7 separate regions of the Mus musculus genome follow, and all the other regions are linked to region 5. The links are chromatin loops, found by intact Hi-C in ENCODE. Cell type or tissue: left cerebral cortex. All regions are shown on one strand.

Region 1 (4,000 bases), 120 kb after region 5:
AACTAAACGGAAGTAAATACACATTACAAAGCTAGAGATGAGTAACAAAACATTTGCTTGTTTTTAAAAAAGAATACTTGAGGTAACTCATCCGTATGTTTTTATAATGTTAAAGTTTATATTAAACAAGCTAGGCAGTGGTGATACCTGCCTTTAATCCCAGTACTTGGAAGGTAGAGGAAGGTAGATCTCCGAGTTTGAGGCCAGCCTTGTCTACAAAGCAAGTTCCAGGACACTTGGGACTCTTAGACAGAGAAACCCCATCTTGAAAAACAAAAATAATAATAAACAGGAAAGGTGACATCCTGAAATTGACTGGAAGTTAAGACATATTAAGAGCAATTCAAGAAATTCTTATAATTGTGCTTATGGCAGAGAAATACAATTGTCAGCAAGTTAATAATTAAAACCTGGCATTTCCTTACTAGGTAATAATATATGGCTTTATTACTGTACTTTTGTGTAGTGGTCTAAATGGAATGAGATTAAATTTTAGGCCAGCAAAGTAGTTGTATCACTGGCTTTACTGCAAAATAAGCATAAAATTAGCCCACAGTGACATTGCTTTACATTTCTAAACATTTGCATGCATTGAAAAGGAAAAAAGGGTGACCTTTTAAAAAGATTTTGACAACTATTGAACGTAATTCTTAACATAACCATAGTGATTGTGTTAATGTATTTCTTGTCGGTGATACAGCTTTCGACAAAGTTCCTTTCAGAACAACTGTTTGGGGAAATGTGATAACAAACTTCTGCAGTGAACAGATGGGCTGATAACTTTTCTTAACCTCACTGATCGCAGGCAGGTTCTAACAGATGGACCTTAGCACTAGAAACTTGAAACCTGCCGGGCGTGGTGGCACACACCTTTAATCCCAGCACTTGGTGGGCAGAGGCAGGCAGATTTCTGAGTTCGAGGACAGCCTGGTCTACAGAGTGAGTTCCATCCAGGACAGCCAGGGCTACACAGAGAAACCCTGTTTGGGGCCTGGGGGGAAGAAACTTGAAACCTTAAAACAATATTGTGTGTAATTAGAATGCTTACATAATTTCTTCTCTGAACTGTGATATTTTTGAGAGTAGATGGAAATGTATTAATCATTCCGTGGTAGCCGTGCTGAAATAGTGCTACTTGTTTATAAGAAGCTGAGCATGCCAAGGTGAAAGTGCGCTAACTCCATTGTTTGTTTTTACTGTGTGAGTGTTGATTGGGTAGAAACCTGGTAACTGGACTACGTAATTAAGACAGAGTAAGGTATTTGTCTGTGCTCGATTATGTCATGTTATTTGTTTACATGACTTCAAATAAGTTTTATAGATATTTTGCATTCTGTATTCTTAAAAAGTATATTGACTAGGACTTTTGAGAGTAGGTATTTTAACTCAATTAGGTTTTAGTTTTTAATATTCTAGCACTTTCCAGCACACAGTTCTGTGAATTCCTCTTCTTCTAATTATTATTATTATTATTAGAGATTTATTTATTTTATGTATATGAATGCACTGTAGCTGTACAGATGGTTGTGAGCCTTCATATGGTTGTTGGAAATTGAATTTTAAGAACTCTGCTCAATCCGACCCAAAGATTTATTTACTGTCATAAATAAGTACACCGTTGCTGACTTCAGACATACCAGAAGAGGGCATCATATCTCACTATGGGTGGTTGTGAGCTACCATGTGGTTGCTAGGATTTGAACTCAGGACCTTGAGAAGAGTAGTACTCTTACTCGCTGAGCCGTCTCCCAGCCCGAATTCCTGTTCTTGGTTGTTATGTCTACCGATCAATCAGTTGGCATACATAGAGACAGACACACACAGACAGCAGCATCGTGCAGGATAACTATTTGGAGACTCATTTTCTTCATTTGTGCTTTTTTGTAATTATGTTGAAGATCTTAATCCTGTGAGCAAAAAAAGACTAACTGAACAATTCCCTGTCATATAGATCTTGAAAGATACTGTTTTAGGTAATTTAATTAATCATTGAATTAGTATTTTTAATTATATGATAGTTATAAAAATCATTTTTCCCTGTAAAACATTTAACTACAATTTTTTTCTGAAAGTATGGTCCTTGATATATTTTTTAGTATAATCATGAATTAAGAGACCTTAAAGCAAAAGGTTCAGAATAGAAGCTCAGGAGATAGATGGGTAAGAGTGCTTAATGACCTGGGTTCAAATCCCACTACCTATCTTAAAAGCCAATCATGACTGTTGCATGTTGGGAAGCAGTTGCAGGAGCTTGCTAGCCAACTGTGGATTCAGTAAAAGGAGCAGGGGAATAAGGTACAGAGGGATAGAAGAAGGCAAAGGCAGGCAGATTTCTGAGTTCGAGGCCAGCCTGGTCTGCAAAGTGAGTTCCAGGACAGCCAGGGCTATACAGAGAAACCCTGTCTCGAAAAAAAAGAAAAAGAAACTCATTTGCAGTTAACTTGCTTGTTTACAAAATTCATTAAGTATTTCTAGAATTCGATTTTTATCATTTGATAACTCAGAATGGTCACTTAAAACAAAATTACTAATAAACGCTGAGTTTTGGGCTGGTGAGATCGCTCAGTGGGTAAGAGCACCCTACTGCTCGTCCGAAGGTCCGGAGTTCAAATCCCAGCAACCACATGGTGGCTCACAACAACCATCTGTAACAAGATCTGACACCCTCTTCTGGAGTGTCTGAAGACAGCTACAGTGTACTTACATATAATAAATAAATAAATCTTTAAAAAAAAAAAGCTGAGTTTTACATCTTTCATTGAACTTTATTTCAGCTGCCAGGTTATTTTTAGTAAAGCTGTGATATAAACTCAGTATGTCTTTTGCTTCATTGTGTGTGTCATAAATATCTTTCAGTACTTCTCTGTAGTTTAAGACTAGTAATATAGTGACCCAAATGGATAGAAGAGTGGTGAGCTAGGTATGGTGGCACATATACGCATTTAGTCCTAGTGCTCAGGAGGCAGAAGCAGGTAGATCTCCAAGGATGAGGTCAGCCCTGGATAGTGAGACCCTTTCTCAGTTAGCAAAAAAAAAAAACAAAGCGTTTCTTCTTTCCTTGTCAAAGATTATATCTGAATTTTCCCCTTTGTTTAAAGGTATGTGAGTTTGGGTCATTTTGTCTTTTACTAATCAAGCTGAACTAAGAGACTGAAACTTGTGATTGAAGTGAAAAGAGTATCTTTGCCGTTTCTTGTGTGCTGCACTTTCCCCCCTCATCCTCCCTCCCTTGTCTAAGGCATATTTAAGATAAACAGAAACTGAAGGGGCAATGAGGCACAGATAATCCTAGCACGTGGGAAGTTGCCAAGAGGATAACAAGTTTTGAGCCACCTGTGCTACATAAGTGAAACCCTGTGTTGAGATAAAAACAAGAGCTATTGCCCCTCTGTGCCTTGCATTATAAGCTGTACTTAATGGTACATACATTTTTGTATTAAAGTTGAGGGGGTGTTTTAGGTCACAAGGGCAGACACGAGGTTATTAAAAGGCTTGGAAGAAGTATTAAAAAGGCAAGATGCTGTGTTTACTAGAGAAGAGTTACTGTGAGATTTGTAATTATAGCAGCAATAAAGTTCTCTGTTTTCCTGAAGGTCAAGCAGTTCCTGCTCCTGCTGGGGCCCCACCAGGTGGTCAGCCGGATTATAGTGCAGCCTGGGCTGAGTACTATAGACAGCAAGCAGCGTATTATGCCCAGACAAGTCCCCAGGGGATGCCGCAGCATCCTCCAGCACCTCAGGTAGAAAACATTTGCTATTTTTTTTGTTTTGTTTTTGTTTTTGTTTTCCACTCCAACCATGTTTTCTGCATGTTTGTCTGTTTGGGAATGAATATGTTTTACTTGGTAAAGTATAACTACATGAAATATCGTGTTGTGTTTGGGGACTCAGTTTTTCTAATAATGTTTTCTGGCATCTGAGTGCTATTTTTGTAATGCCTTTGATTTTAAAAATAAATTTTCTTCCCCCCAGGGATTTGCAAATCATGCAAGAAGCCACCA
Region 2 (4,000 bases), 190 kb after region 5:
AAAGGAAAATTAAAAGCTCAGAAATTTATAGTATTCCACCAAACTAGAAAATAAAACAATTGTCCTATACTTAAAATTTTATGTTATTACTGATTTTCTTTATGTGTGTGCCTGAGTACATTTCTTTCTTTTCTTTCTTTTTTTTTTTTTTTTTTTTTTTTTTGGTTTTTCAAGACAGGGTTTCTCTCTCTCTGTAGCCCTGGCTGTCCTGGAACTCACTCTGTAGACCAGGCTGGGCTCAAACTCAGAGATCCACCTGTCTCTGCCTCCTAACTATATGCATGTAGATTCCCATAAAGGCTAGAAGATGATATACACTTTCAGGAAATGAAGTTACCAGCGGTTTGAGCCACCAAGTGTGTATGTGTGTGTGTATCACACCCAAGTCCTCTAGGAGAGCAGTAAGCATTGTCCACACTGAGCCGGGTCAGCTGGGAGAGCAGTAAGCATTGTCCACACTGAGCCACGTCGGCTGGGAGAGCAGTAAGCGCTGTCCACACTGAGCCGGGTCCGCTGCTTTACACTTTTAGAAACAGTTTCCTAACTGGCATATTGGTATCTTTGGCCACTCAATTATGGGGGAAATTCCCATAATTTTCTTTTCAGTACAGATAGCACATTTTAAAATAAACACACACACACAAGTGTACACACACACACATGCAAGCACAGGCACACACACACACACACACACACGAAAGCAGTCTTATAAATAAATACCCGTGACATATGGGGTCAGCTGGAATGAGTGACTTCATCTCTTGTAAACTCTGTTAAAGATTTCTATCAAGAATCCCATTCCTTCCCCGTGTGGTGTATTCTCTGCTGTTCAATAACTATAGAGCAAAGCTCCCCTTTTAGGGACATACACTTGAGACAGACATACACACAGATAGACACACATATACCATGACTGGCTCACAAGTCAGCATTTGGACAGGCACAGAGTCAGACACACAAAACAGGCACACGACAAAGTCGAGGAGAAAGCAGAGGAAGTAGAGAATTCAAACATGGGCTTGCTCTGGGTTAAGTGACACTAAAGGGAAATGCTTTCGTTTCTATCCTTCATGCATTACCAAAAATTCATGGGTGACTCTGCGTTCATCTCTAACGGGTTTCTCCACAGCAGAAGAATCAGAGACCACGCCTCTTGTTTCAGTAACTGCTATAATTCCCGAATGGCAGTTTAATGATGATGAAAAGAAATAACACATCTGCTTCTTGGGTGAGCCAATAAAAAGTATAGAGAAGAAAGCCTGGGCAGTACCCCAAACTCACTGTTTTCACACACCCCATTAAAATTCACAACATTCTTTCAAGAGAGTCTCAAGTCTTGATTACCCTACAAAGCACAAGGAGAACGAGCTGGAAAGCCAAAGCTTTCATCTTAGTAGATCAGAAACTGCCTATGACATTCTCTGTAGCAGATGGCTTTGGTTGCTAAGATGGAAAACCATAACCAAAGCAGCTTGGGGAGGAGAGGGTCTGCATGGCTCACACTTCCACATCATAGTCTACTACCGAAGGGAGTTAGGACAGAACTCTAACAGAACAGGAACTTGGAGGGAGGGGGGAGTGGATGCCGAGGCCACGGAGGGCCTCATGCCACTTGGCTTGCTCTCTATGCTTGCTCTACCAGCTTTCTTACAGCACTCAGGACTACGAGCCCAGGGTTGGACCCACCCATAATGGCCTGGGCCCTTCCCCATCAATCACTAATTAAGAAACAGCGTTCAGGCTTGCCTACAGCCTGATCTTATGGAGACATCTTCGTAATTAAAGTTCCCTCCTTTCAGATGATTTTAGATTGTGTTAAGTTGGCATAAAACTATCCAGCACAAGATCTGGCACCCTCTTCTGGCCTCTGAAGGTACTGTACACATAAGGTACACAGACGCGCATACAGCACCCATATACATGAAATAAAAATTAAGAAAAAGCTTAAGCTGGGGTGGTGATGCACACCTTTAATTCCAGCACTTAGGAGGCAGAGGCAGGCGAAGTTCTGTGAACTTACAAAATGAAATATTATACAACAAATATGAATTGTTGCTTTAAGCAAGGAATCAGATAAACATCATAACATGTTAAGGGAAGAGCTGAACACACGACCTCACTCATGCAAAGCACCAGACTTCTGGGTACGACAGTGCACGCCCGTCACGCCAGCGTCTGGGAGGCAGAGGCACCAGGAGCAGAGTTCAGGGTGATCCTCAGCTACATAGGACATTTGCAGCCAGCCTGACCTACACAAAAACCTGTCTTAACACCACCACCAAACAACAGAAAAAAAAAAAAAGGTTAAAAACAGACAAAAGTTGGCTGTTCCCCCAGTCTCTGCTCCATTCCCCAACCCTGCATTTCTTGTAGACAAGATAAATTTTGGGATGAAAATTTTGTGCGGGGCTTGGTATTCCTATTGTTCCATTGGGGGTCCTGCCTGGCTACAGGCGGTGGCCTCTTCAGGTTCCATATCCCCAATGCTGTGTGTCACAGTTAAGGACATCCCCATGGATTCTTGGCTGCCTACCTTATCCCAGGTCTCTGCCTCTTCCTGGAGATGCCCCTGACCTCCTCACCCCATCATTTGCAGATCTCCATTCATTCTCACGGCCATCTGGCCATCCCTCCTGTCCCTCCCCACATCTGACCCTGAACCCCCCTATCCCCTCTCCAACCCCTCACCCACGCAGGTCCCTCCCTCCATCTGCCTCTTGTGACTGATCCATCCCACGAACAAGCACCAATCCCTGACACTGTTAATGACACTCTGTTATGTCTGCAAACAGGAAGGAGTCTAGCATGGCTGTCCTCTGAGAGGCTTCACCCAGCAGCTGACTCAGCCAGATACTGACTCACAACTAGTGGATGGAGCTTGGGGACTCTTATGGAAGAACAGGAGGAAGGACTGTGGGCCCCGAAGGGATAGGGACTCCACAGGAAGACCAATAGTCCACTAACCTGGACCCTTGGGACTCTCAGAGACTGAACCACGAACCAAAGAGCATGCATAGGCTGGACCCCGGCCTCCCCACGATAAGTAGCAGATGTGCACCTCGGGCTTCAAGTGGGTCCTAAACACCTGCAATGGGGTTTGTCCCAAAGGCTGTTGCCTGTGTGTGGGGTATGTTCTAGCTGGGCTGTCTTGGCTGGCCTGGGTGGGAGAGGATGCACCTAGCCTCACAGAGACCTGATGGGCCAGGGGTAGGGAGTGTGCGCGTGTGTGTGTGTGTGTGTGTGTGTGTGTGTGTGTGGTGATGAATTTCTATTGGACAGAGGTGTAACCATATTTCTCTTTGTATTTCTTTCTTCATCCCTTTCTTCAAGGTGTTACTCTGTAGCTCGGGCTGACCTAAATTCACTCAGGAGATAAGGCTGGCTTCACACCTGCAGGGACTCCCTTGCCTCAGTCTTTGAAGTGTTGGGGTTACAGGTGTGGGTCACCATGCCACGCCCAGATGCTTTTGTGTCTTTTTGACACTGCAAAGAAACTGCAAGTTCTTTAGAGAATTCTGATTGAACTCATATGCTCCAATATGCCCAAGTATTATGCTAAGGGTTACCACAGACCGTTTACTCTGATTCAGGTAACTCAGGTAACTATTATAGGACTGGCCTAATATGGCTAACAAATCCTTCTCTTCTTGTAACTAGAACAAAAGAGCCATGTCTAATCAAATTTCTCTTTTCCAAAGCCTTCCATAATCACTGTCTCCCCCACCGATCTGATGTCATTTCCCACCAATTACTACAAACATCAAACCCTGTCACCATGGGTTCCCGTCTGGCTGACAGTGCTCTAGCAGTCACCAGCCGCGGAGGCCTGAGCTGTGCAGTCCTCAAGGTGCTGCTTCAGGATGCAGAGGGAGGGAGCTCGAGGAGCAGGGCTGCGTCAGCTCTGAGGTTAGGATGAAGGAGCTTTGTAAGGGGCAGTGCTTAGCGCGCATGAGCACAGAACACAATGCCATTACTGCCTTCCACACGGCCATATGCATTC
Region 3 (4,000 bases), 48 kb after region 5:
GACCTGTTGATCCGAGAGCCCCGTCTCTGGAAGCCACAGAATCACGAGTTGGATGCAGTGGTGCATATCTGTAAACCCAGCGCTCATACGGTCAGATGAGAGCTGAGGCGGGGCAGTAGGCTGGACGCCTGGAGCACTTGGTGCAGCGTTGGAAACACGAGAGACCCTTCTTCAACAAAGTGGAAGATGGGAGCAGGCTCCAGAGATGGGAGTAGACGCCGAAAAGAACATAGGTTCTTTTCCCTTTAAAATAAATAATTGAATATTTTGAGATTGAGAGCTTCAGTTTTGTTTGTTTGTTTTTGTTTTTTGAGACAGGGTTTCTCTGTGGATTCAGTCTGTACACCAGGTTGTCCTCGAACTCAGCGATCACACGTGCCTCTGCCTCCCAAGTGCTGGGATTAAAGGCATGTACCACCACTGCCTGGCTGAGAGTTTGAAATGTTAAAATCACATTTTTAAATGTATTTTTCTGGCTAGACATGATGACACAGCACATGATCCTAACTACTCAAAAGGCCCGAATGTCTGAAGCCAAGAGTTAGAGGCACGCCTGTGCAGCAGAGAGACCTCCATCCCAAACACTTGTGAGATATGTCAAGAGAGAAGGAACCACCAAATGGTTCACCCACTCATTCGATGAGCTGTTCGGTACCTAACGATACAAACTGATAAAGGTTGTATAGCTCTAATCCAGAATATTCCCAAATCTGAAACTCTGAGCATCAACATGATACAAGCAGAAAATCCCACACCTGATTCCATCCCAGGACTTTTCATTGTGTGTTTACAAGTATTACAAAGTTTTTTTTTGTTTTTTTTTTTCTTAGAAGTCTGAAACACCCTGGCTACAAGCACTTCTGGTGAGGAAAAATCACTGGCCAGTATAGTCAAGACCACAGAAATAACTTCTGAGCCCTGTAAAGAAACTGAGTCTTAAGTTTCTGGTTTCTGGATATACCAGCTTCTAGCCACATTCAAATGTACGGCCTGCTCCAGCCTTCATTCCTCACAGTAAGGATTTATAACCATATCCAGCCGTCAGCTCCTTGCTGAACAGTTAAAAGAGGTAAATATTCAAAACGCCTCTTCAACAAAATGTATAACGATGATCAAGAGCTCACGAGCTCCAGGCACAATGACTCAACTCTTTTATATAATCTGAATACTTTTAAAAATACTTTAGGGGTTGGCTGAGTGGTTAAGGAGCTTATACAAGGGTGAAGACCTGAGTTCAAAGACCAACACACATGTAAAACCCTGAGTCTGACTCTGCATGCCTGTGAGCCCAATATTGTGGGACAAAGACAGGCAGAGTCCAAGAGTCCACTGGCCAATTGGCCTAGCTGCAATGAGAAGGGTCATATTTAGTGAGAGGCTCTATCTCAAAGCAGTAAGACAGAGAGAAGAGGAAGGCATCTGGTCCCCTGTATTCGAGTATTATGTGCATGTACACACACACTCATGGGTATGAACCAAACATATACACCATATACACATATATACGACACACACACACACATAGACCACTCCCACACAAATACCATACACACACCATCCACTTCCACACATTCAAAAAAAAATTTTAAAAATCGCTATTCGGTTTTCTAAAGAGACATCTTTCATTTGTGTGATGAATTAACCAGATTCTCTCCTCTCTCTCTCTCTCTCTCTCTCTCTCTCTCTCTCTCTCTCTCTCTCTCCCTCCCTCCCTCCCTCCCTCCCCCTCCCCCCTCCCTGTCCCTCCTCTCTCCCTCCCTCCCTCCGCTGAATTGCTCAGTTAGTTATTTGGGGACGAAAGCATCCGACAGAGGCTTTTTGCATAATTGCCATCTGTTTCCATGTACTGATCACAATAGTCTGCACCCAGCCAACATCAGTAGCAAATCTGAAACAATTCACAGGCTCCATTCACTTCTTCCTCCAGGGACCACGAAACAGCTAGAACCCAAGGAGTCACTTCCCAGCAGCAGCAGCTGTCTTTATGTATGTTCACTGTGCATTGGACTGGGTTTTGTAGAGATATTTTCAAATATATCATGAACTTTGACCATATTTGTTCCTCATTCTTTACAGCTGAATACAGCTCCATTGAGTGTGTCTGTGCATATATGTATAGGTATATGGCATATATGTATATGTACATGTATATACATATATGTGTGTGCATATATGTTTATGTATATACATATATACATAGATGTGTGTGTGCATATATAAAATGTTCTCTGTCTTTCCACAAGCTGACAGACACCCAAGCTGATTCCATGACTCAGCTTTAAACAGTGCATCAATAAACATGGCTGTGTAGGTCCCTCTATGACATGCTAATTGAAAGTCCTTTGAGCAATTGCAGAGAAGCTATACAGTTTGACTCTATGGCATTTTTTTTTTTTTGGAACATTTATGGTAACTTCATAGTAGCTGCACTAACTTAATTCCCCTCAGCAGTATGCAGGATTCCTGTCCCCCCTCTATTCCCTGCACAGCACTGCTCTGTTTGGGTCTGTCTGTTGTTGCAGTTGCTGTTGCTGCATGAGTGTATGATAAGGTAACTTCCGGGATACCAGCGGCACATGTGTAGGGTAGAGGACAATTTGCGGAAGCCGATTCTCCCCTTCTCCCTCCGTATGGTTCCAGGTCACTAGGTTTGTCAGGCAAGGGCTTTACCACTGAGCCATCCTGCCAGGCCTGCTATTTGTTTTATTTCATGAGAGCAATCCTGAATTTGGTAAATGGATCTCATTGTAGTTTTGATTTGCATTTTTTAATGACTAATACAACACGTTTGGGGGACAAAAGAAATACATATTTTTTAATGTGTGTTGGAATTGAGAAGCGTTTGGCTAAAGGGGTTTTTCTTGGTGTGGGTCATTAATCCCAGCACTCAGGAGGCAGAGGCAAGAGGATCTCTGAGTTCCAGGCCAGTCTGGCCTACAGAGCTAGTTCTAGGACAGCCAGGGTTACACAGAGAAACCCTGTCTCCAAAAACAGAGCAAAACAAGGTTTTCTTGGCTGGAGGAATGACTCCGTGGGTAGGAGCACTAGCTGCTCTTGCAGAGGATCTAGGATCAGTTCTGAGCAGCCCTGTGACAGCTCACAAGCATTCATAACTACAGCTCCAGGCAATCTGATGTTTCTCCTGACCTTCAAGGGCACTGCATGCAGGTGGTACACACACATACGTGTAGGCTCACACTTATACACATAAAAATTCAATAAGTAGACATTCTTAAAGTTTTCCTGACAGGTTGTGGTGACGCACATATTTAATCCTGGTACTCAGGAGGCATAGGCAGACAGATAGATGTTTGTGAGTTCAAGGCTAGCCTAGTCTACATAGTGAGTTCCAGATCAGCCAGGGCTTCATAATGAAAGCCTGTCTGAAAGAACTGTTTTACTAAGAACCTCCTAGCTTCTGTGCAGCCAGTTAGAACCAGGAAACTCAAGTCAAGTCTTGGCTCTGACGATCCCATGGGTTCTGGGAAAGCAGCTTAACTTCTCAGAGGCACACTTGGTCCAACTGTAAACTGCAACCGAACCCAGTGAGCAGAGACCACACCCTACCCTGTCTGCCTGGCACAGCTGGGGACGCAGGAGTCCCTGGGAGTTCGCTTGCACCTGCCTCCTCACCTGACCTCAGCCTTCTTCCTCTTGAGAGAGTGGAGCTCTTGGTACAATGCTACTTCTGTCCCTGCAGCCACTTCTCCAGAGTCAGGAGGCTTCTGCAGTCCCTGTCTACTCTCTTTAGGGAGGAGATTTTTTTTCTTTTATATATATACACTAACATCTCAAAACACAAGTGTATATCACCATAGCCCTCACCCAAGAACAGAGGAGGGGACAGAATCCCCAAGGTGTGCTTGTTGTTGTTTCTGTTTGTCTTGTCTTGTCTTGTCTTGTCTTGTCTTGTCTTTCCTTTCCTTTCCTTTTCTTTCTTTTATTTTCCTCTATCTCCCCCTTTCTTTCTCTCTCTCTTCCTCTCTCTCTTTCTTTCTTT
Region 4 (4,000 bases), 110 kb after region 5:
GTTCCAGGTCCTCATGGGCCTCCTGGACCTCCAGGGCCGGGAACTCCAATGGGACCATACAACCCTGCACCTTACAATCCAGGACCACCTGGCCCAGCTCCTCAGTAAGTACCACATTTGCTTGGTTCTGGGCTTTCCCTAAAGACCTAGGAATTGGGGGCTGGAGAGATGACGATGGCTCAGCAGTGCAGAGCACTTGTTCCTGTTGCAGAGGGACCTGAGCTCACTTCCCAGCACCACACGGGGGTTCGCAACCATTCGTGACAGGTTCCAGGGTATCTTTACAGCGACACTAGGCATACATAGCTGCATATACATACATGCAATACATGCAGAGGCAAAACCTACACATAAAATAAATAAAGCTGGCTTTTATTAATGGTATTTGTGTTTTGTTCCCCACCCCTAGCGGTCCTCCAGCCCCATATGCTCCCCAGGGATGGGGAAATGCGTATCCACATTGGCAGCAACAGGCTCCTCCTGACCCAGGTAAAGGGTAATCTACTATTAATATGTTAGCTTCATTGTATACTGCTGGTCACAGTCCTAAACTACCTACTGCATGTGCGATCTTTTAAGGCACTTCCCCTGCAGTATAGGATGACACTGCTGTCTAGTATGTTGTGACTTTATTCATAGTAGTTCATATTTATAAAATAATGTGTTTAACACTACTATGTTCTCAAATAATAAGTATAAATTATTTTGTTGCTGATAAAATTAAGGTCCCTTAATTACCAAAACAGGAGAGTACATTTATTTTTCTCTCTTATAATCTGGATTTTCTATAGCATGGTGTTCTCATTATATCTTCCCATACTGGTTTTGTTTCTACTCCATCATGATCAGGAATCAACTTGGAAATAGGACTTTTTTCTTTGTTTTTCTTTTGTTTTTTCACTTTGCAGCCCCTGTAGTTTGATTCATTTGAAAAGTTTGAGAGAACGTGTTCTGAGTTATAGATTTCTACATAGTGTATTTTTTACAAATCAAAGTTGATTTAGATGTAATTGCTTTGTTGGATTTGTTAAATGTTTTAATATTTTAATGTATGTTAAATTCATAGGAACTTTTCTCAGTCACCAAATAACCACAACTTCTATTCATTTAAGAAACAACTTGAGCCGGGCGGCAGTGGTGAACGCCATTAGTCCCAGCACACAGGAGACAGAAGCAGGCAGATCTCTGAGTTCGAGGACAGCCTGATCTACAGAGCATGTTCAAGGATAGCCAGGGACACACAGGAAAAATCCTATCTCAAAAAAGAGAGAGAGAGAAAAAAAAAGAAAAAGAAATAACTTGAATTGTGATGGCATCTGAATATGAAAGATGAGTGTCGATTAGCAAAAGAGTGCATTCCCAGGGCAGACAAGAAGCATCAGTTATGACTTCCTTTGTAAGGGTTTTAAAAGTGAATCTTCTCCTTCTAACAAGCATTTAGACGTGGCATGATCAAATAGAGTTGGAACAGGTTATATTGAAGGTTTTATATGGCTAATTCAATTTCATAGGATTGCTCAAATGAGTGATGTTTGATATTAGCACTGTAAGGTCTGGTCAGTGAATATGACTTCCAGCATTACCTGGAAGACTGACTCGGCAATATGTTGCTTAAATTTGACTTGGAAGTATACAGTATTTTATTGTCTGCATTTTCAAGAAACTGCTGCTGTGAGGTTGAGATTTATATAGATGTCAAGAATTTAATCTTCAATCTTAAATGGATAATATGCGAATTCATCCTATGTAAAAGAATAGTGAGCTCTTAGTACCTGCTAGTTGCAAGTCACAAAAAAAAAGTTTGGGTTTTGGTTTGGTTTTTGAGTTACAAAGGTGAGCTTAGTGCAGAGGATGCTGGTTGTGGTGACTTGGGAATAGGGCAGCAGCTAAAACTTGAGTATTGGGGGATGCTAAAAGAATTAATAGAAAGGATAAGCCACAGTGCTGGGGATAAGCATTAGAACCTGAGTTCTATCCCTCCCACCTGTTGTAAAGAAAAATAAATAAAGCGCTTTAATAAAGTTCGTAAAAAGGATCCGTAAAGTTTCCTGGCCTGCTCTTGTAACCAAATCTAGGAGCTCTGGGTTCAGAGAGAAATCCTATCTCAAAAAAAATTAGGAAGGAAGGCTGGAGAGAGGGCTCAGTGGATAAGAAAAGCAATAACTGCTCTTCCAGAGGTCTGAGTTCAATTCCCAGCAACCACATGGTAGTTCACAACCATCTGCAATGGGATCTGATGCCCTCTGCTGGTGTTTCTGAAGAGAGCTTCAAGTGTACTCATATACAAAATAATAATAATTCTTTTAAAAAATGAGGAAGGGTGTCAGAGAGGTAGCTTAGTGATTATTATAAAGGTCTTCCTGCTCTTTGAGAGGATGCAAGTTGAGATCCAGTTACTCTCACACCTTCTGGTTCTCTTTAGTAACCCACATTTGTGTAGATACACACAGGTTCACAGATACACATAACTAGAAGTGGGACTTTAAAGTCTAGATAAAACAAGGTGAGCATGTCTAGGGAGATCACCCAGAATCAGTACACACAAACAGACACGCCACGACACGATGGCTAAGCTGGGGAGGGCGGCCAGACCACAGCATGTAGCCCGGAAACAGGAAAAGTGGAGGAAGAAAAGGTAACGGCTTGGAAATCCAACGGCCTGTGTTAAATGGGGCATGGTCTTAAAACTGTACAGGAGCTTTCAAATGATAAGCTATGCTTGAAGTATCCTAAAGGTGTTAGAAAAGGATAGAGCAGGACTTTCAGGATTGTGACTGAAATAAATATAAACTGCATGTATCTAACCTTTGTTTCTTTCTTGTACAAATTAGTCCATAACTGCCTGCTATACAGAACTGTTGCACTTGGCAGCTTAACTTGTTGGGGGAAAAAAAGCAAAGACACGGGATTGAGCTGAGACAAACCATTGGATTGGAAGCCAAAAGATCATCCATTTATATACCAGTTCCACCGATCACTAGTAAATTACTTAATACCTGTAACCTAGGAAATTACTTAATTCCCGAGGCTGAAGTTTCTGAACTAAAAGCCAAGTGATGATGATAATACTAGAACATTTTGAAAGTTTCCATTCGCTATTGGTAACTTTTGAGCCTATTTGTCAGGAATCACCAAAAAGGTAAGGGTTGGTTTCTAGAGTTTACATATTAACCTTGAAACCGCTCTTTGTTTTTACATTGTAGCCAAGGCAGGAGCAGATCCAAACTCGGCAGCTTGGGCTGCTTATTATGCTCACTATTACCAGCAGCAGGCACAACCCCCACCTGCAGCTCCTGCCGGTGCACCAGCTACAACCCAAACGAACGGACAAGGTAACTACGGTAATGAAAGATTTTATTTCCTATTTTAAAGCTATAGTTTGTGTTTGGATTCATGTATGAAGTCATAACAAAACTCTCTTTCAGTCCTGAGAATTGTTGGGCCTTGTGCATGATGGTATCATTAGGTTAGATCCTCGGGCCTAAGGTTTTGAAGACTCAGTTGTGACTTTGTGTAAGCAAACTAAGTCAAATAATAGTTGGAAGAATAATGCCTTAAGTAGTGAGACTGTTAACTGTCCTCCCCCCACCCCCATTTACTTCACTACCCTGATTTATGTCTGTTATAATAGTTCTGAAGAGAGCTACTGAAAACTGTACTTAGAGACATAAAATCATATCACCTTTCTACAGACCCTTATTCATTCCAAAATAAATGACCACCATGGACTTTAAAGTCAGTTACTCATCATTGATATACCACTGTTATACACAGCCCTTGCTTAGATCACCAACTGACCCCGTGTTTTCATTAGGTTCATTAAGTCTCATCAAGCTAGAGCACTTTCTTGGTCTTCTTTTATGCCTCTAATAAGAGGATAACTCAACAGTTAGATAGCTGCCAAGCTATAGAGTTACTAACCATGGTTGTTTAAATGGTCTTGCTACTACCAGCCTGGTTTTTGCACTATACTACAACTATGTACTGTAAAGAATTACCT
Region 5 (4,000 bases):
ACTTTGGTTTTTCTTTTGCAATGCAGTAAGTGTGGTTTTCCAAGGCATTAATCCTAAGCAGGAACACAACCCAGGGAGAGGGGAGGTCGAGTAATTGGAAGGGGTGTGCCCCATCTAGACCTCTCCAATAACACATGCCCTGTGGGAACAAAGGCCCTGCTTAGCCAGACTCACTGTTGGCAAAGAAACTGGATACTCAGAGGTTTGTGTGAATTTCCTGATTCTTTTTTCAATTTAAGCCATTAAGCCCAATCCTTTAAAAATAGCACACTGACAAAAATAAAAAGAAATCAGGATCTAAATAAGTACAGGCTACCAACCCATAACCTCTGCAAACGTGTTCAAGTCCCTTTGGCTGCTTTCCCTCTGCAGCTGCAGCTTAGGGCAGAGTAGCAGGGGCTCGACCACCCAGAAAGCAGCTGAGCCTGCAGTCAGTCAGTGAGGACCTGCAGAACGTACTGCTGAATTCGAGCAGCAGAGAGGTCTGTGCAGACGTCAGAGGTGCACGCAGGTGTGCTCTTGATAAGAGCCCTAGACCGGTGTGCATCTTCTGCCAAGTTCTGTTTTCTTTCTGGGTATCTAGGTCAGTGTGATCAAGAATCTCACACATTCATTTTAACCCAAATTTAGGGTCAGAATCTCCAAAGTCCAAGTTCTCCTCTGAAAGTTACCATAGGATGAATAGACAGCCTACCCGAGAAGGAAGGATGCCATAAATGGTGTTGAGATGATGCCCAGAGGTTGGTCAGTGACTGAGCATCTTTCCAGAACAGTGAGGCTGCACCTACAAACTCAGCTCACAGCCCCGGCCTTGCCAGTTACTACATGTCCCTGGGGAAGAGAGGACTCTCAGCTGCTCAGAGCACAGTTTCAAAAACAGTGTCCGGTGAGAAAGAATAGGTCAGTCTGTCATCGGCACTGGCCAGCAGTGGGAGTGTTCCCAGCCCAGGGTCACATTCGTAAAGCAGGGAAGTCAGGCTTAGTTGTATGGTACCAGTAAGTGAACAAAACACACACATGAGTGCACATGCCACACTCAAGTTTGCCACGTCCCAACAGAGCTGGGAAACACACAGCACACACATGCCCACATCTCTCCACTTCATTCTGCCACAAACAGCACACAGCACACACACCAGCGCCACCGCAGTGTCCCCCTGCCATCTACCCAGCATTCTTTGTTTCTAAAACAAAATTTCCTACAGAGCAGACAGTGAACTGCTCAATCAACACACATGTGTTTTATTCTAGTATTACATACATGTGTCTAATCGAGTGTATATTAGCATATGCTTCAACCACTGTTGCTTAAAGGCTCGTGAACACAATCTACTCCTAGAAAATGAACCAGTTCCGCAGTCATTGAACAAATAGTAGGCACCTCATGTTTACAAAGCGAAGGACCCTAGTGCTGGAGTGTGTAGCTTCTAAAAGGCATGTCCAGCCCTCTGTGAAATCAGCCCACCTCTACAGAGGATATCTGTGAGAGGTGGCTTGTCAATTTGATACCATCTCAGTGAGAGACTGTGTAGAGCAGATTGGCCCCGTAGACATGTTAACTGACCTGAGAAGACCCAGCCAGAAAGCGTGCAGCACCAGTCCCTGAGCTCGAGTCCAGGGTTATGTAAGTGCGAGAACCTGAGCTGGGTGATAAGCATTTCCACATTGAGTGTAGATGAGAAATGAACTAATTTCCTGTCTCCATCACTGCCCTGCTATGATAGACTGTAGCCATGAACTGTGAGCTAAAATAAATGCATTCTCCACTTTCTGCCAGGATATTTTATCACAGCAACAGAAACGAAGCTAGGACAAGTCTCCGCAACACTCCTCTCCACAACAGCAGAGTCTAGAAGGGAAATTACGGGCTGGAGAGATGGCTCAGCGGTTAAGAGCACTGACCGCTCTTCCAGAGGTCCTGAGTTCAATTCCCAGCAACCACATGGAGGCTCACAGTCGTCTGTGACGCAGTTTGCCCATATACGCCCCACAGACCGCCGCCGCAGATCGGCACCTCCCCAACCAGAGCGGAGAGCTCACGCTGACCGTCTCTATCACAGTCCGTGCGGACACTTGGGCTCACTCTTGGTACCCTAGCTGCTTAGGGCCTGCGCCCATCACTGAGTGTCACGAAGAGTCACTGCCCCAAAATCTCCTTATTGGTAGCATTTGTTTTTATGACAGCCAGCTTCTTCTCAGAGAGTGTCACTTCCAAGCCCACCACTTGATGGCACTAAAGCAGAAGTTAAGCTCTGCTTTCTGACAGCCTCCAGACTGGCGTCACCCAGCCTGGCTTTTTCCAAGATTTGAGGAGGTTTCGGGGGCAGGTCAACTTGTTCCTACATGAAAACAGGCAGGATGATCCGGCTCTCATCGCGAGGCTGGTGTAGGAGAAGACAGGGTTAATGTTTGGGGAATGTTTAAAGATTCTGAACGTTGATAGTCTGGCCGAACTTGGAGTATAGCCTACCTCTGCATGTCTGGACAGGCAGACCCAGGCCCTAAATCCATCAGTGCACAGAAATGGGTAGACACAGGCTTCTCTGGGGATGAGTTAGGAGGGGACATGGTTCAGACTGTAGATCTGTAGCCAGCCTCAACCTGTAAGGCCACTACACTCACACATAAGGATTCTCCTCTCTCATTGGATAGCTGCCTGCCACCATCACTGAGAACATAGAACACCCCATCACTGCTGGCTGCCTCTGCAGTGAACCGAGTGTCACCGAGAGACAGCTGTGTTTCTCCCAAACCTTCTCATAGCTGTGATGTCTGTCACTCTAATTATGTGATTTAATTTTAAAGAACACGAGCTGATGACACGGGGAGCTATAATTACCCAAAAAATTAGGTTAAGTGCTTTGGAGCAACTTTGTAAGAGTTGAAGAAAAAAAAAAAAACGAAGGCAAGTGGGTGGCCCTAGGAGATTGGAAAAAGTATTACAGTCATGGTCATTTCACAAACCAGGCTCTTCTTTTTAATGAAAGAACTCACATGTGTTCCTTAACGTTGTGATTATATAAGAAAGAAGTCCAGTTAGGTGTGGTGGCAGTTACACTCAGGAGCCAGAGGCAGGAAGATCTGAGTTCAAGGCCAACCCTGGCTACATGAGACCTGAAGGAAGGAATGAAGCAAGCTGGGGAGGGAAGATTTCACACATTCTGGTTTGTGTGAAAAGAAAAGAAAAGGCCTTTTAGGAGCTAAAGGACAAAGATGCTTGCCACATGAGCCTAGTAACCTGAGTCCCATCCACAGGATCAAAATAAACACATCCTCTGCCCTCCATAAATGTGCCTTGCATACAACATACACACTAATAATGACTAATGATGAGTGAAAACAAATAATGATGATACTGATGATGAATAAAAGCCCTTTTAGGTCGAGAATTGTAAAATAATGTACTTTATTTATTTATTTATTTATTTATTTATTTATTTTTGGTTTTTCAAGACAGGGTTTCTCTGTATAGCCCTGGCTGTCCTGGAACTCACTTTGTAGACCAGGCTGGCCTCGAACTCAGAAATCCGCCTGCCTCTGCCTCCTAAGTGCTGGGATTAAAGGCGTGCGCCACCACGCCCAGCTATAATGTACATTTTTATGTCTCAAATTAAAGTGCAGCATTCATACAGACGTGAATTGCTTTAGTGACGATCAGCTGGCATTTTTAGCAAGCCTACAAACTCAATCTTAGCTGTCTGGTAGGAAGAAAAGCGTTCGTCTCCAGTCCCACTCCAAAGCCAGGATGTGAATCCCAGGGAAATCAGTGTAGACAAAACTGATTCGAAAGCCTGTTGTGTCTCAGGACAAGCATTAGCAACGTGGCTTGGCTCCTCAGTAGCAAGAGGAAGTGGCACTCTCCCGGTTCTTCATGCCACGAAGGACTTAGCCTGGAGTATGATGCCACACTTGAGGGCAGGGGCAAAGAACAGGATCTCAGCAAACAGTAGGCACAAAGGGACTGAACGCTACCTGAGCGGTCAAGAGAGTCCAGGGAGTG
Region 6 (4,000 bases), 99 kb after region 5:
GCATAATATCTCTAATGGCTATTCCGGGTTGTCAACTTGACTATACTGTAATGAACTACAATCCAGAATTGGAGGGCTCACCTGTAATCTAGATCTTAAGGCTAGAAGACACAAGTTTCTGACTTGGATCTTGGCATGGCGGCTAAGGCAAGAAGATCTGTAAGTTCAAGGTCAGCCGGGGACAAAACAAGTCCCCAGATCCGGGTGTGGTGGTGCAGCTTGTGCTGGAGACCTATGTAAGAATATTGGAAGAGAGAAGATTTGCTCTTCTTCATCTGCTTGCACTTGCACTTACTTGCCAGCACACTGGAATCTACTTCTACAGAAGACCAGCTCAAACAACTAGCCTGAGCAACTACTAGATTCTTGGTCTTCCATTTACAGCATTTACAGCTGCCCACTGTTGGAGAGTTGGGCTACAGACTGTCAGTCATCACAATAAATCTCCTCAGGATAGAGAGACATACCGTAAATTTTGCGACTCTAGAGAACCCTAATACAATACCCCTGTACGTAGAGTATGTTAGTTTTGAGTTCTGTACAAACGTTCTTAAATTTTTTTTTTTTTTTCCAGACAGGGTTTCTGTGTAGCCCTGGCTGTCCTTGAACTCAGGGATCCACTTGCCTCTGGCTCCTGAGCATAAGGATTAAAGGGCACAAAGCACCATCACCTGGCCAACTTTTTTCAAATTTTGAAAGATTATTTTACATGTTCAGGTGTTTTGTTTGTATGTGTATGTATGTACCTTGTGGGTGGTAGGAACTAAACCCTGGTCCTCTGGAAAAGTACCAGTGCTCTTAACTGGTGAGCCATCTTGACAACTCTACAAATTCCTTATCTTTATTTTTTTTGTTGTTGTTAGTGAAACATAAACAAGAAGGAGCAAAACTAAAGTGCTCCCTTTTGATCTGGGACTACAGTGATAGTAATTGGGCCAGGGCTGGAGCAGCAGGGTCAAAAAGTGCTGGACTTCATACACTGGCAAGAGTTAATACGGTCAAGAAAAGGCAGGGGCAGGGATCAAGGAAGAGTCAGAGGTGTGAACTCAGTGCCTGAAGATATTTTCAGTTATCACAATTGGTGGTGCTTAGGAGAGGGCAAGTAGTGGCCAAAGATGCTGCGGAGATATTGTACCATGCAAAGCATACAGCCAAGAATTACCCAGTCCAAAGTCTCTCAGCAGCATTGAGGATAAGAAACCGTAGTCTAAGCTGATCCCAAAGTATTCCATACTACAATACTCACCTTCCCGGTATGCAGTGTTGTAAAAAATGAGAAATGAAGGTCCTTTCAATATTTAGAAAAAATCTAAACGATAATTGGTTATAGGGGGAATAAATAAAACTCTGAATTATTTCAACCAGACATCTAACTAGTATACAAATCTAATTAGTGAATAAAAACATCAATTACTGATGAGTAAATGCTATTTGCTGGGCAAACTTCCTTAAAACGCGACTGAAATACTCTCATTAGCTAGTTTTCCTACATATTGCTATGATTAAATCTGTAGCCCAATACCTTTACTGTTTTTCTAAATCCACGGACATTCCTAGACATCCATGAACAGGTTAAACAGGTCAAACTGAGCTATCAAATGGCTAAGACAGAGCTGGTTTTAAGAAAATCATGCTGTTTGTATCTGCCAGCACCTGACTTAGTAACTGATAGTGGGTACTGGACACATAGTTTCCGGCTATCGGAAAGCCAAGGGAACATATTTCTCTCATTCTAAGATTGGTGTTAAGAAAAATGCTTCTTAGACTGAGAGGGGGGAAACGTCATACATTAGACAGTCCATTTTGCCTTTTTCTTAGCTAAACTGAGAGCAGGGATCATTGTGGCATACTAAGTATAAACAGAATAAAGGCCCAAGAACCCTCATTCACCGTAGTAATTGCCAGCATTAGGCTAGCATGGCTAAGACACGCTCAGGAATGGTCTGGAGAAACGTGGTTATTGGCATATATGACAAATATTAGAAACTGCCTGCAAAGCCAACTAGTCCAGAAATGAAAATTCAGACCATGACATTGATCTGACTACCCGCAGGGGCGCGGGGGGGGGGGTGGGGAAAACGCAGTAAAGCCGGTTTGTGTCAGGAGCATGACACGTTCGTGACATAAGGGGCACATGGTAAGACTGGCCAAAGACACGCAACGCTAGGTGTCTACATACTGGATGTGCAACACTCACGTTTTTAAAGGACAAAGGGCGGTCATACTTTCACCATCCGCTCGCCCACACTATTTTACATAAGAGACTCAGTAGGCAATCGGCTCGAGAACTAAGGGCCCGGTGGTCTGAGTTCCTCCCCGCTTGTGACCGGCCCGGGTGGAGACATGGGCAGAGGCAGCTCGGCGCCCCGGAGCATGGTGGGCTCCCGCCGCCGGGCCGCAGACGGTTCCGCAGCGTCGCCGCGGACGCCCCGCACGCCCCGTGCGCGCGGCCCTCGGGCTGTGCGGCCGCGCGACACTGTTGCGTGACGTCCCCGCCCGACGACGTCAGGCCCCTTACTACGGAAACACGGAAGGACACTAGCTAGCTCCCTGATCCGCGACGGCCTTTCCAAGTCCCCTACAAGCGCGGGCGGCACACTTCCCGGGCGCCACTGCCTCAGCCGCCGAGGCGAGGGAACAATGGCCCGCACTCGCGCTGCGAGGAGGCGCCCAGAGAGACCCTACTCTCGTGGGAGCCCGGTCAAGTCTCGCGATATTCTTCGCCCGGCGTCCCTTCTCTGTACCCTCCACCCCCTCTTCACCCCCCGCCAATCGCGCGTCAGCGCTGAAACATCGCGGGATTTCCGTCTGCCAGTCTCCGCCCCTTTACGGCACGATGGTCGTGCAAGAATGTGATAGAGCCTCGACGGCCGCCATCTTCTTCCTTTCTTAGCAGTTAACCGAGAGCGGCGCCTCCCTCCGCGAGGAAACGGCAGCGTGTGCTGTAGCGTGGGTATGGCCGACTACTCCACAGTGCCTCCGCCGTCGTCTGGCTCGGCTGGCGGCGGCGGCGGCGGAGTCGTTAACGACGCTTTCAAAGATGCCCTGCAGAGAGCGCGGCAGGTAAGCGTGGACCGACCGCGCGGCGGCTTCCCCTCCCCGACCCCCGAGAGCCGCCGGCGGGGCAGGTCCGGCCCTGCTCGCACTCGCGGCTGCCGCCCGAGGAGATGGCGTCTTCTCACGAGGGGTCCCAGCGGCTCGAGGCCGAGCCCGTTGTCGTGGTCTGAAGCGCCCCCCCCTCCCACGCGCTCTCCCCGAGCGTGGCCTCCACTTCCGCCCCGCGCGCGCGGCCTCGCCGCCCCGTGCGCCCTGCCTGCCCCGGCTCCCTCGGCTCCGGTTCCGCCCGACCCAGGCGCGTGGAAGGTTCTGGGCGCTCAGGTCACGGCGAGGGCAAGCCAGGGAGGGCCGGCTGCCTGGCTAGCGGTCCCCGCCGCTTCCCGCGCCGCCGAGCTCTCCACCCTCGCCGTAATTAGCCTAACGTTCCCCGCGGCGTTCACCAGCGAGGCTCTCCCCGGGGCGGGATCTGCGTGCGATCCACCAATCCTTTCCCCAGCTCCAAATGGCCCCGGGCCCTTTCTTCCCCAGCCTTGAGTTTGAATCTGCCTCTCTCTTCCCAAGTCGAAGCCTCCAACCTCTTTGTGCTACGTAGGGACGTACTGTTGCCTCGAATGGCAACCATTTTCCCAGATGAAAAGGGTTGGATAGATAAGAGTCCTTGCATTTGACACCCCCCCCCCAATAACCTGAACGTCAATGTCTTCAAGTAGCCCCCGCCCCCGACTTCTTTGTAGCTTAAAAATGTATAATGTTGCCTTGCCGGGTGGGGTGGTGCTCGACTTTAGTCCCAGCACTCGAGAGACAGAGCCTGGCAGGTCTCTTGAGTTTGAGGCCAGTCAAAACGGCCAAGAGGGACCTGTCTCAAAAAAAAAAGTATGTTATGGAATTTGCCTGTAAGGTAAAATAAACCCTTATGGCTCTGTTGTAGTTGCTAGACATGAGC
Region 7 (4,000 bases), 83 kb after region 5:
AAAAAGAAAAAGAAAAAGAAAAAGAAAAAGAAAAGAAAGATAATTTGGGGAGTGAGTTACTCTAAAAAGCACTGCCAAGAGAAAACGTAAAGAATTAAGAGTACCAGCTGGTATACTTGAAAACTCTGAAGTCAAACACGATTAATGAGCCTGAATCCTACGGCTTAACACAGAGGTGCACTTGAGCACTCCATAAGATGGAGCCAAATAACCTGCGTTTACACAAGTGGCTTTGTGGGAACTCACACACCACTCCACCTACTCAAGAGTGGCCAGAGTACTGGCACTGTCTCAAGAGCCTGCTCGCTCCTGAGAGGTCACACCACGGCATTCTCAACTGTGTGACCATGGGGAACAGACAGCCTCAACTATCCACATCTTGCTTCTTGTAATTACTCACTCACTTTGTAAGAACTTGACACTGTGGATTTGCACGAATTACAACCACAGGCAGCAGCATGCTTGGGACTGACCCAAAATTAAAGCAGGAGGAAAAGGGCCCACCACTGCTCTGAGTTGTCGGTTTAGTTTGCTTAATGCATGGCCCTGTTTGAAGGACTTCTAATTAGGGAAATCTGGTGTTTAAATGCTATAAACAAGGGGAAAACAGTATGTTTCCATAGCCACCGTGACTTAAAAGACATTAGGGGAAGAATAATGCAAAAGAACTTTAGTCTGTTTTAACACTTGAAAACCCCAGAACTCACGTGAACTAATGCATGGTTGCCGCTGCTGCTGACTGACAATTTCAAACTCCTACTTTATGGCCACATTTACGACATTTATGGACATTTATGGAGATGCTGGACAAAATTCGGAATGGTAAAAGGAGATTCTCAAAGGCTACTGAGCTCACTGAGTCCTGATCTCAGAAGGCAAGAAAAAAAGTATGGCTGAGGGAAAGGGCAGCTGTCATGCTTCCTCTTCAGCCACATAGTAAAATTTCCAAAAGAAATAGTTAACTAAAACAAACTCAGTCATTGTTCCAACTAGGTGGCCATTTTGGGTTAGAGAAGGAGAGGGAGGGCGGGAGGGCGGGGGGGGGGGGGGAGGAAGAGAGGGAGGGAGAAAGAGAGAGAGAGAGAGAGAGAGATCTTGTTCTCCTGGCACAATATTAACTGTTTATAATTAAGCTAAAAACTTGTTCTGGTATTTTATGACATCAGGGAAATTCTTTCCTCTCTAGGCAGATTGCCAAAAACAACTAGAAGCTAAATGCCTGTGCCTTCTGCTTCTACGACACACCACTCCGTCTTGTTCAGTTTCAACTAGCGTCGCTCTAAAAGGACAAAAAACTTCTTGTTTTTCTAAATAAAACATAAATGGCCCAGAATTTGAATTGCCGATCTTAAAATTTTAAGTGACTGAAGATTCTATTAATTCTGGCAATAAAATCATTAAAAACAAAACAGGTTGCATAAGACTTTTAAACAATTCATTCACAGGCATGAGAATTTAAGGTTTCTTTTAAAATATAAAATGCTAAAACAATAAGTCTAACAGGAGAATATGAATAATACAATATTCTAAGAAAAAAACCCACAAAGACAAACATGACATTTCATTCATAGCTCATTCAAATAATCAAGGATTAAACCTTAGTTTTAACCTGTTATTTTTCTTTTTATTTTAGTATGTCTGATGTTCTCATGTAACGATAACCAGAAGGCTGAGAGAGAGAGAAAAAAAAAAGCTACGATTCAGACACTGCCAAAGGTACAGAAATATGCAGCTTACCTTCTTCGCCAAACTGATCATATATTTCTCTCTTTTTAGGATCACTCAGTACTTCATACGCTTCTGCGACCTCTTTAAATTTTTCCTCTGCTTGAGGAGATTTGTTCTTGTCCGGGTGAAATTTGAGGGCTTGCTTTCGGTAAGCCTTTTTAACATCTTCATCTGTAGCTCCTTTGTCAATTCCCAAAATGTGATAATAGTCTTTCCCCATTTCGAATGCCTTGAAATGAACTTAGATTTCCCTTTGTAAAAGAAAACAGCGTCCCCAGGCTTAGCAACACAATGATCCTGAGAAAATAAAGCAAGCTGGGTATCTTACAAGTTAAAGCAAATCAGCAACTCGGCTCAGCTGTCCAGAGGCAGCAGGCAGCGTCTCTATTTAATTCCTCCCCGGCAGCTCACTTACAGATAAATAGACACCGCACGGAGACGGCCTCAGCTAGACCCTCCCACTTCAACTACGTGTCTCTGTACTTTCTAGAACAGCGAACGAACGAACGCTACAGGACGTCACTTTCCCAGCGGCCTCTAGGCAAAGTACTGAGCTGTGCCTCTCCTCCTCCACGATTAACTATTCCCTTTCCTTCGTCCTAGCTGTACCCTTTTATTTCCTGTGGATTTAGCAAACCAGCACAGAATGCCGCAACTACATATACATTTACTCCATTAGAGGTAAAAAGGCAACAGAAATAATTATAGCCATTAGGCATCCCATGTTAAACTGATTATACAGTCAGAAAAGCCCTCAACTTACAGTAGGTATTCTAACTTCAATTTCAAGTTACCTAGCTATAAAATGTGCAGAACTAAAATATGAGGTGTTTACATTTAAAATCTTCAAATAATTTGGGTCATTTTCAAAATTTCTGGGGTCTATCGATCTGAAAAGTGAGGGAGCCACTATATAAAATGTCACATGGTAAAAGGACTGTTATAACATTGAAAAGCAGTATTTTAACATAAATAGGTGACTTAAGAATGGTTTTAACTAGGGGTTCTTTTTTTTGGAGGGGGGATAATACTTAATAAACCATTCCTTATCACAATGAAACGGAAAAGCCCATTCTGAGGGGGTCTTTATACTGCAGGGAATGTAGGGGAGAGAGGATCAGATTCCAGCACGCTCAGGTCAGTGTAACTGTCACCCGGGACCAGTTTACGGCCTGGATGGATTAGTTAGGAGAGGCAGTTAGGTAACAAGTTCCTTCAAAACACATTTCCCCTAATTTTAAGTATTTACTTGTTGACAAAGATTTTTTTGAAACAAGTGGGGGGGGGTTTTCTCCCTATCTTTTTAGTATTCCCTTGTAATATTAGTATATTTCATACCTTTAAAAAACATTTGTTGCGATTTGTTGTAATTTTTTAAATCAACAGTTTTAATCATTTTACATTTATATGTTATCTGATGCTTTCCTTCTTTAAAAATGTATCTTGAATAGATGAGAAATATTTTGAATGTAAATAACTCATCTTTTATCTCTTTTGTGGGTTTTCAATCTGTACCAGCTGGCTTTGTGTGTCAACTTGACACAAGCTGGAGTTATCACAGAGAAAGGATCAGGATCAAACATTTCTTTTTCACATTCCATGTCCCAAAGACCATGGGGAAGTTAACATCAGCAGTCATCATGAGAGTGCGACTCTGAAAGTGCATATGCCATCACACTCACCTATAAATATCTACCTGCTAATACAGGTGTAGGGGGTAGACTTGAGAGAGACTATGAAGAGAAGAGAAACTACAATTAGTAAATTAACTGCATTTAAAAATTGAATTCTTCTATTAACATGAAGCTCGAATTCTCCTTGTTTTATTACAAGTATCTAGCCTGCTGTATCATGCAATAATTCAGGACTCAGAAAAGCATAAATTTATTTTTATGTATATCAAAAAGCTTAAATGTGATTATTTTATCAATGTTAACAGCAACAAAGTTTTTGTGCATAATAGTATGTTGAAGTCAAATGCTACTCTATTTTAATGACAGGTGGATGGGCCAGAGGTAATTAAAACTCTGAAAGTCACTGATTTTGCTCCTAGCACTTTACTCAATGTTCTTACTCGGGATGCTATGCTTTAATAACCGTACAAGAGTGGTCTGTACAGAAGACAGCACTTACACCCCATACCTACAAGTAGAACACATCGTCCAACTGACACCATCTTTCTCTAACTTGATTTTCATTTCTACTTAACAAAAAACTCTTAGCTGTTGTGATGGTTCACACTGGAATCCCAGCACTCAAGGACTGAGGTAGA

What was found. A loop is a pair of places that touch in the nucleus more often than their neighbours do. Peaks named below come from ENCODE experiments on the same cell type or tissue, not always from the same donor. Only the 100,000 strongest peaks of a DNase experiment are listed, where the experiment ranks them.
Region 1: a loop joins it to region 5, with 4 times the contacts of the local background. A loop is called at or near these places in 12 of 42 quality-filtered maps.
Region 2: it touches region 5 in a loop (2.8-fold over the local background); 13 of 42 quality-filtered maps call a loop at or near these places.
Region 3: a loop joins it to region 5, with 2.8 times the contacts of the local background. A loop is called at or near these places in 6 of 42 quality-filtered maps.
Region 4: a loop joins it to region 5, with 5 times the contacts of the local background. A loop is called at or near these places in 24 of 42 quality-filtered maps.
Region 6: it touches region 5 in a loop (6-fold over the local background); 28 of 42 quality-filtered maps call a loop at or near these places.
Region 7: a loop joins it to region 5, with 4 times the contacts of the local background. A loop is called at or near these places in 23 of 42 quality-filtered maps.

What each region holds. Positions count from the first base shown.
Region 1 is chr3:152,228,284-152,232,283 of GRCm38, forward strand. Fubp1 (far upstream element (FUSE) binding protein 1) reads left to right here. Exons shown (of 20, transcript NM_057172.4): 19 at 3,594-3,739. Among named protein-coding and RNA genes, the nearest start is that of Fubp1, 20 kb to the left of the region's middle. In left cerebral cortex, a CTCF peak has its summit at 1,634 (motif pointing right); no DNase peak of the experiment used is centred here.
Region 2 is chr3:152,299,294-152,303,293 of GRCm38, forward strand. The region is part of intron 7 of Miga1 (mitoguardin 1); the gene reads right to left. Among named protein-coding and RNA genes, the nearest start is that of Gm31999, 35 kb to the left of the region's middle. RefSeq lists an enhancer at 3,830-4,000. In left cerebral cortex, a CTCF peak has its summit at 1,867 (motif pointing left); no DNase peak of the experiment used is centred here.
Region 3 is chr3:152,157,241-152,161,240 of GRCm38, forward strand. The region is part of intron 1 of Gipc2 (GIPC PDZ domain containing family, member 2); the gene reads right to left. Among named protein-coding and RNA genes, the nearest start is that of Gipc2, 6.7 kb to the right of the region's middle. In left cerebral cortex, no CTCF peak of the experiment used is centred here; DNase peaks (open chromatin) are centred at 1,154 and 1,860; H3K27ac peaks cover 325 bases.
Region 4 is chr3:152,222,877-152,226,876 of GRCm38, forward strand. Fubp1 (far upstream element (FUSE) binding protein 1) reads left to right here. Exons shown (of 20, transcript NM_057172.4): 15 at 1-104; 16 at 410-489; 17 at 3,204-3,341. Among named protein-coding and RNA genes, the nearest start is that of Fubp1, 14 kb to the left of the region's middle. In left cerebral cortex, a CTCF peak has its summit at 2,256 (motif pointing left); no DNase peak of the experiment used is centred here.
Region 5 is chr3:152,109,010-152,113,009 of GRCm38, forward strand. All of the region lies in intron 3 of Gipc2 (GIPC PDZ domain containing family, member 2), which reads right to left. Among named protein-coding and RNA genes, the nearest start is that of Gm40179, 3.9 kb to the left of the region's middle. In left cerebral cortex, a CTCF peak has its summit at 2,226 (motif pointing right); DNase peaks (open chromatin) are centred at 2,231 and 2,579; H3K4me3 peaks cover 605 bases; H3K27ac peaks cover 614 bases.
Region 6 is chr3:152,207,638-152,211,637 of GRCm38, forward strand. Fubp1 (far upstream element (FUSE) binding protein 1) reads left to right here and starts at 2,785. Exons shown (of 20, transcript NM_057172.4): 1 at 2,785-3,063. The coding sequence starts at 2,956. Gm40180 (a long non-coding RNA gene) reads left to right here. Exons shown (of 3, transcript XR_867759.3): 3 at 1-1,251. It also overlaps a transcript of Dnajb4 not described here. In left cerebral cortex, a CTCF peak has its summit at 2,266; DNase peaks (open chromatin) are centred at 2,245, 2,727 and 3,449; H3K4me3 peaks cover 2,840 bases; H3K27ac peaks cover 2,183 bases.
Region 7 is chr3:152,191,640-152,195,639 of GRCm38, forward strand. Dnajb4 (DnaJ heat shock protein family (Hsp40) member B4) reads right to left here and starts at 2,206. Exons shown (of 3, transcript NM_025926.5): 1 at 1,738-2,206. The coding sequence starts at 1,948. In left cerebral cortex, a CTCF peak has its summit at 2,309; DNase peaks (open chromatin) are centred at 298, 1,170 and 2,200; H3K4me3 peaks cover 2,627 bases; H3K27ac peaks cover 2,292 bases.